Linked DNA regions of Homo sapiens: regions 1 and 2 are each linked to region 3. Evidence: chromatin contacts called from ENCODE Hi-C data. All regions are on one chromosome and are shown on one strand. Each heading gives the region's core, a stretch centred on a gene start or an enhancer-like site at or near the end of the contact. The rest is flanking DNA. Distances are from core to core; before and after follow the strand shown.

What was found. A loop is a pair of places that touch in the nucleus more often than their neighbours do. Pooled maps may share reads with other maps.
Region 1: a map of IMR-90 shows a loop between it and region 3 (3-fold over the local background). The contact joins two enhancer-like sites. A Hi-C loop is called at or near these places in 1 of 168 maps with a recorded cell type or tissue (IMR-90), 3 of 37 single-sample maps with no recorded cell type and 3 of 50 pooled maps.
Region 2: a map with no recorded cell type shows a loop between it and region 3 (4-fold over the local background). The contact joins two enhancer-like sites. A Hi-C loop is called at or near these places in 4 of 37 single-sample maps with no recorded cell type and 4 of 50 pooled maps.

What each region holds. Positions count from the first base shown.
Region 1 is chr2:16,626,961-16,630,926 of GRCh38, forward strand. All of the region lies in intron 1 of CYRIA (CYFIP related Rac1 interactor A), which reads right to left. Among named protein-coding and RNA genes, the nearest start is that of CYRIA, 37 kb to the right of the region's middle. Within about 2 kb of position 1,456, at least 5 of the 41 ENCODE cell types and tissues checked have a DNase peak (open chromatin) inside an H3K27ac peak, as active enhancers do.
Region 2 is chr2:15,167,883-15,171,478 of GRCh38, forward strand. All of the region lies in intron 51 of NBAS (NBAS subunit of NRZ tethering complex), which reads right to left. Among named protein-coding and RNA genes, the nearest start is that of NBAS, 390 kb to the right of the region's middle. Within about 2 kb of position 1,914, at least 2 of the 41 ENCODE cell types and tissues checked have a DNase peak (open chromatin) inside an H3K27ac peak, as active enhancers do.
Region 3 is chr2:15,728,507-15,732,118 of GRCh38, forward strand. No RefSeq gene overlaps it. Among named protein-coding and RNA genes, the nearest start is that of LINC01804, 40 kb to the left of the region's middle. Within about 2 kb of position 2,170, at least 5 of the 41 ENCODE cell types and tissues checked have a DNase peak (open chromatin) inside an H3K27ac peak, as active enhancers do.

The sequences.
Region 1 (3,966 bases), core at 206-2,705, 900 kb after region 3:
AGGGGTAATCACCCCAGTTTATAAATGGAGAAGCCGAAATCAGAGACAGGAGGTGCCTTATCCAGAGTCTCAAAACAGAACTAGGGCCCGAAATAGGCATCTCCTGTCTTCCAGTCTAGCGACCTTTCCCCATGTCCTGTCCCACCCCACCCCATTCAGGGGAGGGCTAGGGAAGAGCTTCAAACGGCTGCTGCCTTCCCCTTCTGAATGGCTCTGGAAATAGAAAAGCAAGGCACAACAACTGAAGGGAAGGCAATATCCACTACGGGAGGCCGAAAGGGCCCCAAAGACTGTGTCCCCACCCTCCGGGGTGGGCAATCAAGGGACCCAAAGCCCAGGGTGGGGCATGCTTGTGCCCACAGTTCACCAGCAGCAGAGCTTAGACTGAGTCCCTCAATGCCAGAAGCACAGAGCAACACTGAGAAACCAGAAGGGGCAGGTGTTTGGATAATAAAAATAGCTAACACTGATCAAGTACTTACTGTGTGTTGGGCTTTGTTTAGCACTGTACATGTAGTGACTCCCTGAAACCTCATGGCAACCAAACTAGGTAGGCATTATTATTGTCCCCTTTTACAGAAGAGGTAACTGAGGCACAAAATGATTAAGTCACTTGTCCATGGGATTTAGCTTTTGAGTGATAGAGTCAAGGTGTGAACTTAAGCAGTCTGGCTCAAATTCTGCAAAGCCAAATAGTGGAAAGAAAGAGAATAAAGCAAATACACTAGGAACAGATGACACCTTCCTTCAAAAGGAGAGAAGGAAGATAGGAGACTCTCCAGGCAGGAAAGACTGACAGCTGCTGTGCAGGCAGAATTAGGAATTTGGTACCTAGTGCCCTCTGGGTAGCAGCCGACCAATGTCAGGCAACACCAGTAAATGACATCCTGGTGTTGGTGTTTATACAGCATGGCTGGGCCAGGGAGGGGATGAAGGCAGGGCCTGAGATGGGTGGAGGGGATGATGCCTTGGAAAGCCAATTCCTATGTCCCAGAGAGATGGAGCAGCTGGGCGGGCAGGCAGGCGGTTCCCTTTCTGCATCCCCAGCACCAGCAGTGCACACATGCCCGGGACACCAGGCTTCGGGGATGCCACTGGGTTTCAGCCTCATGATGCCTGGGAAGCCAGGAAAGACAGGGGTCATCTCTCACCATTTCTACAATGAAGAGCTAAAGCCAAAAACAGTCACAGCCCTAGAATAATAACAACAACAACAGCCACCATTTGTTGGCAGGTTATGATTTGTCAGGAAATATTCTAGATGTGTATATAGATTATGTAAAAATGATACCAACTCTGAGAGGTCCATATGATTATTCTTAATTTGCAGTTGAGGAAAGCTAAGTAATTCTATAAAGGTCAAAGCTAGCAGGCTATGAGAAAGGATCTGAACCACCATTTATCGGACTGTGAGGCCCCTGATCTCACCTCAAAGCCGTGTGTGCTGTGAAATGGTTAAGTGACTTACCCACAACTGTGCAGCTGTGCTAACCCACAGCCAGCTTCTGGGCTGTCAGAGCACATGGGCACAGGCGTTTACTTCCACATACTCCCTACGCTACACATCCACACTAAGTGCTGCTAACCACTTTTATATACACAGTCATACAGTTGGGGTGATTTAATGGTTTATCATCCAAACGAGGATACCTCTGAGAGTGAAAGGGGGCCCTTTTAATAATATTGCTGGGACAACAGGCAGACACCAGGACTGTCCTAGGCATGTAAGAACATGCAGTCACCCGAATACAATCCACACTCCCACAGGCTGGTTATTTTTATGTCCAGTTGTGTTGGTAGAGGACCCTTCTGGGCAATGCCTTGCTTCCCAATCCACACAAATACTCTTTCCAAATAATCCACTCTCCCTGTGTTCACCTGCCTGTCTTCTGAATTCACGGAGCTTGTTGGCCTTATAGATAAACAGGCTGATGCCACTTGGTTATAAAGCAGTCATGTTATGGTTTGAGAAGGCAGGGTGTCACTAATTCAAACAGTGTATTTTAAAAGACTGGTGGGTTCCTTGTGCCCTGGAAGCCCCGGAACCCTAATACCCAGCTGTTCTGATAAGCAGCCTGTCCCTCAAGAGTGAGGACTCTGTGGCTGTCCCATTGAGGACAGCCTGAGACAAGCAGATGGGAAACCAGCACGGGAATACAGCTGCCACCACTACTGGACCTGCTGGAGAAACCGCAGTCTACTGGGAGGACACAGACCTGGGGTCCTCAGGGGACAGGCGCATCTCTAAGACAAGGCCTGGCCTTTTTCTGCTGCCAGCAGGCACCCATCATGCGTGGGAGTGAGCAGCTCTAACCTGGTGAGAGATCCTCCCTTTTCCCCTGACTGGGCCTAGTGGGGAAGGAGGTGGTGTTTAAAGCTCGTTTTTGTTTTACTCTTTCCCTAAGAATCTGCCTTCTTAGGAATCTCTGACAAGAGGAAGGAAGAATCTGCTGTTCTTTTGAAGCCAGGAAATCACTCTTAACAAACTCTCCCATCAATACAGGTAAAGTGCAGAGCTAATGAGAAAGCAGAGGGCATTTGTCTGTTCTCTGAAGAGACCGTTTCTGGCGTATGTTTAATCATGGAGCATCATAGGACCTCGAGGCCAGGGATTTTCAGAGGCCCCAGAGAAGCCTGCCAGCTCCTAGCAGCCCTAGAAACTGGCAGGGCTCTTGGAGGCACTGACGTGCAGGGCTCTGGGCCCTCATCCTGTGATAAAAGGAATAGAGATATTTTTTACCTGTTTTGTGTAGGGGCTTCTGCAAGTGATGATTTTTTGGTAAATAGACCTTTTTGCAAATTAGGCCATGTGCACAGGTTGTGGGAATTAGGGAATGCACTTATCTTCTTACGGGTTACCATTCAACACACAACAGCTGTGATTATGACTATATGTTATAATGTTATTCTGGGGGATGCTTAAGACCTAGAAAAGGAAAGGATTTGTCTGATGCCACCCAGCATGCAGCCTTCCCATGGTGGGAAGCCGAGCATGGAAGAAGCCCAGAGACCAGATAGTGACTAACTGGGAGTGGCCGTGGCTCAGGCAGTCCTAGACAGTCAGAGGCCAACACGCCGGTGATGATGGTGATGGGGCAGAAGATACCAACCCTTATTCACTGAGCATTGACTGTGTGCCAGGCATGGTCTAGACATCACCTGGATGTTCTACCAGCCCTCGCCCCACTCTTGCTGGAAATGGCAGTGCTCCTATTATCCACATCTTACAGATAAGGAGCTGGACAGTCACTCAGAGAGGCTGAGTGATGAGCTCTGGGTTAATGGCGAGTAGATAACGAAGTGCGCATTTGGACTCACATCTGAGGGACCCCCACCTGGGCCCTGACCACTGTACTCTACAGCAAAGGAGAGGACCCAGGCCACCCTCAGAGGTGGTGTTTATGAGTCATGGGGCAGAGAAGGCAATTGCAAGTGGCAAATGGTAGCAGAACCAGAACAAGAGCCCAGATCTCTACTCCTGGGCTCACATTAGTCCCATTTCCCAAGGCTGTAGTTTAACATCTCTCTGTGGTCTTTGTAACACCTGAATGGCCATTAAGGTGAGTGCACCCATGTTCAGGGCAGGAAAACACCTGCCAAACTGGCTGCAGCATTCAGGAAACTCCACCAAGCTTTTCGATGAGTTCACATTGCACTGCCTGAACACAACCGCTGGGGTGGGTTCCTTCTCCTTGAGACTGCATTTTAGAATGTCAGTTACACCAGGTCTCCTTTGAGTGAGGAAGTGGGAGACACATTAGAAACCCAAGGAGACCAGCTTCCTCTTCTCAGACAACCCCAAGCAACAGCACAATTGGATGTCAGACAAAGGGTCATTTTTACCTCCCCTCTTCCCATCCACGGCTCCAACTACAGGAGCATCACCATTAGGGAGGGGTAAGGGGCACACCTTAAGCAGGTTTGAGATGTCAGCGGCTGACAGCCTGCCTTGTCTCCATCAGGAAG
Region 2 (3,596 bases), core at 664-3,163, 560 kb before region 3:
ACTCCATTGAGAGAAGAGTATGTCCCTCAAGCCCACTGATACGAGTAAGATAACCAACAGTGGGGTTTTAAACTATTTTTGCTTCAGCCTCTAGGAAGCTCAGTACCAACCTTGCCTTTTAAAAAACGGTTTCATAGGTTCTTTCAGTTTGCGTATTCTCTTTCTCCCTGGTCTTGTCTTCTAAATATATGTATTATTTTCAATATTTTTTTAAAGAATCAAGTCCACACTGATCATATTATCAAAATTCGGAGCTTCTCACTTACATTGGGGTATCATAAAACAGATTCCTGACAGGCTTTTCTTAACGTTACTGTGCCTTTTTAATAATTTGGATTGTAGGACTCTCAGAAATAATGTCAAAGCCAATTAACTAACGTTTAGACCAACTATATTATGCAACTGTACACAATGTGCTCTTCCTGCATGTTCTGTGACAAGGAAGAAAGGCTATTGAAGATGCGAAGGTCAACTGTGTCTACTTGTCTACTGACTGTGAGAATTAAAGCAAGAGAAGTACTGAGAATAAAATCCTGCCCACTATCGGATAGCGTGAATCTTTCCTACTACCCACAGGGGTCATTCAAAACCCAATGTAAACATCACCTCCAATGCCATCTTCTTGCTGACATTTTCTTTAACTCTCTTGGCCAATACTTGGGAGTATGACCAAGGATTCCTCCTTCCTCCATACTCCCAAGATGCCTGAGATCTGCCTCTTCATGCTGTATGATAAGTAATTTTATTTTATTTATTTCTTTTTTGAGATGGAGTTTTACTCTTGTTGCCCAGGCTAGAGTGCAGTGGTGCAATCTCGGCTCACTGCAACCTCCTCCTCTTGGGTTCAAGCGGTTCTCCTGCCTCATCCTCCCAAGTAACTGGGATTACAGGTGCATGGCACCACGCCTGGCTAATTTTTTGTATTTATTAGAGATGGTGTTTCACCATGTTGGTCAGGCTGGTCTCGAACTCCTGACCTCAGGTGATCCACTCACTTTGGCCTCCCAAAGGGCTGGGATTACAGGCGTGGCCACCGTGCCCGGCCTGTATGATAGTAATTTGTATGTCTGTCTCCCTTACCGACTGGGAAATTCTTGAAGGCACAGAAGTTTTATCACTTTTACATTTCAGCTCCCCATTTCATTAACATTTGTTAAATGGCTGAGTGAACCTACATTATGAAACTTTGTCACATTTTTGTAAACTGCACAAGTACACGATAAAGACCCTACCTCTCAGAGAGACTGAATAGAACTAGACTCCAGAACAGAAGACCCTCTCTGCAAACCCTCAGTGTCTTTTCTCCGGCCTCCCAATTCATGAACACTTGTACAGCCCACCTTTGACCCCACCTTTGACCCAAAACACTTAGGTTGAACTCCAGGAATTTACCTTTGTTTTTGTTTTTAGGAGCTAGATGACAGAAAAAGCCACCGGTTCAATGGACTTGCTTTTGTGCTGGAAGGGGCACGGAGCTTTGACTTCTCCTCGCTGGGGCTGCCTGTGAGTTCTGAATGCCTTCTTTCCATCCCACTTCTCTCCCTGTCTCTTCATGCCTAGCAAACAAGAGTCTCAACCCCACAGAGCTCCTGCCCTCAGCAGCACGGTGTCTACGTGCCAGAACCCTGAGAGGCCCTTGAAGTCTTCAGACATCCCTTCAAGACAGTTCTCACCTCCTCTGACAGAGGCAGGTTCAGTGAGGTCAAGTGTGATACAGTTGCTCCATGGTGGAGTGGCCTAGAAGCCCGTGTCTCGGCCTAGTTTACTTGTTTATTGTTTGTTTCCCTCCAGAACACAAGTTCCTATGGAGCAGAGATCTTGTCTCTTCTGTTCACCCCTGTATCCCCATGTCCAGAATGGGTGGTCACATGCTAGGAGCTGAGCAAGATTTGTGGAATGAATACCCAAGTGAATGAATCACTCCAAAGCTCACATTCTTTCAGTCTGTGTGGCTGCCTCCAGCCACGTGCATGCACATGCTAATGCGTGCACACACACAGGGCATCTGAGTTACTGTATGTGTTATCTTGGTTCATCCTTCAAAACAAAGAATCCCCCTGCCTAACCCTGCAGGACAGAACAGTGTGTGCCAGGATGCTACAGGCACATGTTTGATAAGATGCACAGATAAAAGGCTCAGAATCTGAACACTGCAGGGCAATACTTTCTTTGTTGCCCTGAATACGTCTTCTAGGCTGGGACACCTTTATTATTCTTTCAGTTTACTCACTAACCCTCCCCTCTGGGAGCCCGACAGTCTCCTAGAGAGGTAGTGATGGATTCTTCCAGCCTGAGGAAGAGACAGGGGTTCTGTTAACGCCTGCGGCCGCTGCTGCTCTCATTCCCTTCATAGTTTGTGTTTCTATCCAGTGCAACCAAATCCTTCCCGTGTTTCTGGCTGGATATACCCAGCTTTTCAGAAGCTGCTCTCATTCTGGCAGGGAGGGCAAGGGGTGGGGAAGGGCAGGGTAGGCTGTCTTTTCTCCAAAAGCCTGCTGCTTGCCTTCTTGGCTGAGAATGCCTAAGGCTAAAGACACGGAAATGAAATGCATGCTTCCTTCCCCTTGGCCCCGGCCCACTCAGAGGTTCCCTAAAGAACGATAAAGGTCTGCGTTTGCTGACCTGCATTGAGCTTGGGCAGTGAGCAGGGAAAGGTTGGGAGGAATTTTGGGTTTGGCTTCAGATAAAATCAAGTGCTGGAAACGCAGGGTGGGTGACTTTATCTTATTTCCTTTCTCTGACATTCTACCTGGGCCTGGCTCTTTGCAAGAAATACAGAATGGCCAGAGTATACTTTAAGATTGTCAGCTGCACGGAAAATACTGCATAGATAATTTTTCTGTGTGTATTTGGGAACAAAATAGAAAATGAAAGAAGAAAGAAAGAGATGGCCTTTGTAATGACCCATTCCAACAAGTACATTTTAAAGAGTCGTCTGAGGTTCAGAGAAGGAACAGGTCATAGACAGCCAAGATGTTCCTTTCTACATATCAGGGCACCAAGGCCAGACAGAATCCTTCCCATCAGCACAGCCGAGTGCTGGGTGTCCTGTCCCAAAGCACTCTCCAACACTGTGACATCAGCACACTGCTGAGTTGCTGGATTAATTTGTTAAGCCTCAAGTTGTCTTTGTTTTTTCTTGTTTTTGACTAAAATTTGTACTAAACATACTAAAACTTTAGTACTATCTGCCACAGAAGCTTGGTACTCTCTGACCATGCATTATTCATTCTAACCTACTTTTTCTTTTTAAGATAAAAATAAAAAAGTGGAAATAGTTGGAAAAAAACATGCCACCTTCTTGCTGACATTTTGTTTAACTCTCTTGGCCAAGCTGATTCCTCCTTCCTCCATACTCCCAAGGCACCTGAGGTCTGGCTCTTCAGGCTGTGTGACGGTAATTTGTATGTCATCCATGTTTGGGTCACCACAAGAGAATTATTTCACCCTCCTTTCCTCTCCAGTAACTGTCCATGTGCATAGATTTTTTTCCCACAATTAATCGTATGATATTTGTATTCTATTTTTCTCATTATATGCTAAGAATTTTTAAATTGTTTTTTACATAGTTTTCAGTCTTAAAAATTTTAATGGCT
Region 3 (3,612 bases), core at 920-3,419:
CCTTCCCCTTTCTGCAGTAGAATTCATCGAATTCTGCCAGTGCATTAGAGATGTGGGCTTAAGAAAATCCAAATGACATCAATCAACTAGTGATGAACAAATATTTGCAGAGCCCTTCCTCAATGTCACACCCTCAGTTTGGAGCTATAGTTTAGAAGAATATGGGGATTAATGAAACCTGGCTGCTTCTGTTACATTCAAGAGGAGAAAACCAACAATAAACACACAGATGGTACGTCAGATGGGGAAAAGAAGGCAGGGGGAGAGGGGTAGGGAGGAAGACTCCCCACTCCTGGGGGATTCGCTGCGGAGACAAGATTTATGTTCAGGAAAAGTTAACATGCAGGAAAAGTAGTTACAATATAGCTCCTTAGTCTGAACCATGACTAGATAATCATATGGTGAGCCTTTAAATGTACCTGTGGGATACGGAAAGAAAGGACCTCCTTGTGTCCTAACCCATGGAGCAGGGGGGTGCAATAAAGTACTGTGGGTGACAGAGTTATTTGAAGGGGTGATGAACTTTGCGGGTGAGATGGCCTGAATTATCAAGTTCAATAGATAAGGAGGGTGAGGCCTAGAGGGGATGTTTCTCACCCAAGGTCACACCCAGAGCCAGTGTCCAAGTGGGACTAGGGCCCAGGTGGCGTCCTCGGGTTCTTCCAGGCCTGCCTCTTGCCTCCTAAACATTTTCATCTGTTTCTGGATATTGGTGGCTCCATGAACTTTGGGCGATCTCAGCGTTTGGTTTTCAGGTCTGTGACTGGAAGGCAGAAGGGATCTGCTGACTCCACCTGCAGATGGACTGAGTCCTTCTCGTGCCCATCACCTTACCGCTAAGGTGTAAAGGACTCAGGAAAGGGACACAGGAGCTGGGTCAGGGTAGCTGCAATCGATTGCTTGGACAAGAATGGACCAATGACACTCACAGCTGACATCATGGTGGTGACTTTTTATGAAAGTCAGGCCAGAGCAGACACAATGAAAGTTAAAGCATTGAGTGTGAAGTCTTGTCTTGGAGTCAAAAAAGCTGAACCAACTAGCTCAGATTGGCAGGGGGTGATGGGGATATATGGCAAGCACAAGGGTATGAGAGAAGGACCCTAGAAGGTTCTAACTAAAATTAACCTCAATTTTGTTTTATTTTTTTTAAGGAGAAATGTGGTTTCACTATGTTGGCCAGGCTGGTCTCAAACTCCTGACTCAGGTGATCCACCTGCCTCAGCCTCCCAAAATGCTGGGATTATAGGCGTGAGCCACCATGCCCAGCCAAATTAACCGAGATTTTATGGGCCAGCTGTGTATGGGGGCAGTCAGTTAGCTAATGTGACTTCAGGCTGGATTGCTAGAGATTCAGTGCCTAGAACAAGAAAGATGATGCTCTTATTCTATTTGTGCTGGTCTGCCCACTCCTGGAACATTGTTTTCAGTTGTTCAGAGGAAGAGTGGACAAATTAGCATATCACGAGAAGAAGGGGCCAAGGGGGGCAAAGAGACAACAAGTATTCCCTTTGAAAAACTTCGGAAGGAAGTGAGGGTCTCATCCTAGAGTGGAGGTGGGCATACCAGGAAGAGGAGATCTACTGTGAATATCCGTCAGGATGAGAGGTAACAGTTGTGTTTTGTACAGGCCAAGAGAAAGACAGCTTAGAGTTTGCCTCTCGTGGTAATGACCTTCATGTCTCTGGAAGCACTTGTATGAGGGCTTAATCATAAGAGATGCCAGAGAAGGGATCGCTTCACATAACGATAACAATAGTAATAGCTAACACTTGTTAGTTGTTACTATATGCTGTGTACACTTTACGCCAATTAACTCAATTTTCATAACGACCCTATTAGGTAAATACTATTATTATCCTCATTTGACAGAGGAACAGAGGGTTATTAACTTGCTCAGGGTCCCACAGGGCTTTGACACCAGGCAGTGTGGCTCCATAGGCTGAGCTCCTGTAGTGCATGAAGAGCATTTGTGCAAAAGACCTCTAAGATTTGTCCCATTCCTGAGACCCTGAGGTTTCAGGGAGTTCCCTGCTGGGACCATTCCCCAGTTATTTACTTCCTTGTAATAGGTCATGCTTAGCGTAAGGCCAAGGAGACAAGACACTGCTGACTCATTCTTTCCCAGCTGTGCAGGCTGGGCACAGAGCCAGGCTGCTTGTCCAGCCCTGGGGCAGATGCCGGCTGCTGCGGTTTGGCAGTGGGTCAGCAGCTGGGATGAAGCCACAGAGTCTGACCTGTGAGGAGGGTGGTGGGTCCACAGGAACCCAGGCTCTGCAGCCCTTCTGAGATGGGCGGATCTGGGCATAGGAAAGAAATGCAATCAGGAATGCAGCAAGGCAGAGTTGAAAAGTCCTGTGAAGACTGTGCTGAGCATCAGGGTCGGGTAAGCCTCCTCTGGGGGTTGCATAGGAGCTGCTCACAATCATCCCAGTATTATTCACATCATCTGTATTTAGTGGCACCTCCTTGGTGCCAAGGTGTGAGCCATGGCCCCGGGTAGCACAGCCTCCTGCTTCCCAGCTGCTGGAGGGATTGCCCTGATCCCATGCTTCTCCAAGGTGGTCTGGGGGAAGCAACCCAGCAGCAACTGTAGGAGCTGCCCAACTCTCCCACTGCCTCAAGGGCTGAAGGGATTAATTTCATGGCATACGTGTGTCCCCCTAGATAAGCTCTGCTGCAAAACACAAAAGTGGCCATGTTCTCTCCCAGCACTTGAGCTTGCCTTGAGACTGAAATCCAAGTGATGCCCCTCAGGCTATCACCTCTGGTGGATGCCCCTCCAGCCTGTCTTACCCATGTCCTTCTTGGGCCATCAGCCTTCTGTTACCTGCTGGGATTGTTCCCAGTCTGGGACACCATACCCCAGTTCCTCACCTGCCTGACTCCTGTGGGCCCTTGGAGTTAGCACAGGTTTCACCTCTTCCAAGAACCTTTCATCTTGTCAGAGCATTGGCCAGGCAGCCCCGGGATCCCTGGTTGACTCTTCTGGGTTCCCTGAGGACAGGGCTGTTCCTCATCTCTGGAGTGCCAGCCCCTGCAAAGCAGTTGGATAGAAACGCAATCGTTATTGGTGACAATTTCTCACAGTTCTACAGCTCCTTACGGTTTATAATGCATTTCACACTTATTCTTGCATTTGAGTTTTGCAGAATTTTATGTGTGTTCCTTTCTCTGTCGTCACTGAGTGCTCACTCTAGGCAGCCCTCTGCTAGGCGCAAGTGGCAGGATGGAGGAGCGTGCCAAGGACTAGGAGATTACATGGAGAAGCTAACATTAGCCTTAGTGCTTCTTTGCCATTTGGGGAAGCAGATTTTGGAAGCTGTCACTTCCAAGGTGGAGTTCTGGGAAGTGTTTGGGCTTCCCCTTAGCAGGTGCTCCCTAAATTCTAGGCACTCCCCTCCAGCACTAGAGCTTTGTATTCTGACCCCTGACCCTCACAGCCCTTTGCCTTTGATCAATGTATTTTCTCAGACTGGAACCTCCTTCCTCTGCTTTTCCCTGTTTATCAACCTAGTTTAGTTGCCCCTTGCTTCAGACAACCTTCCCTGTCTCTTTCCCTGCAGCCCCCGGAGTACTGTAAGGCCCTCCACCAACAGACACCTTTCACTT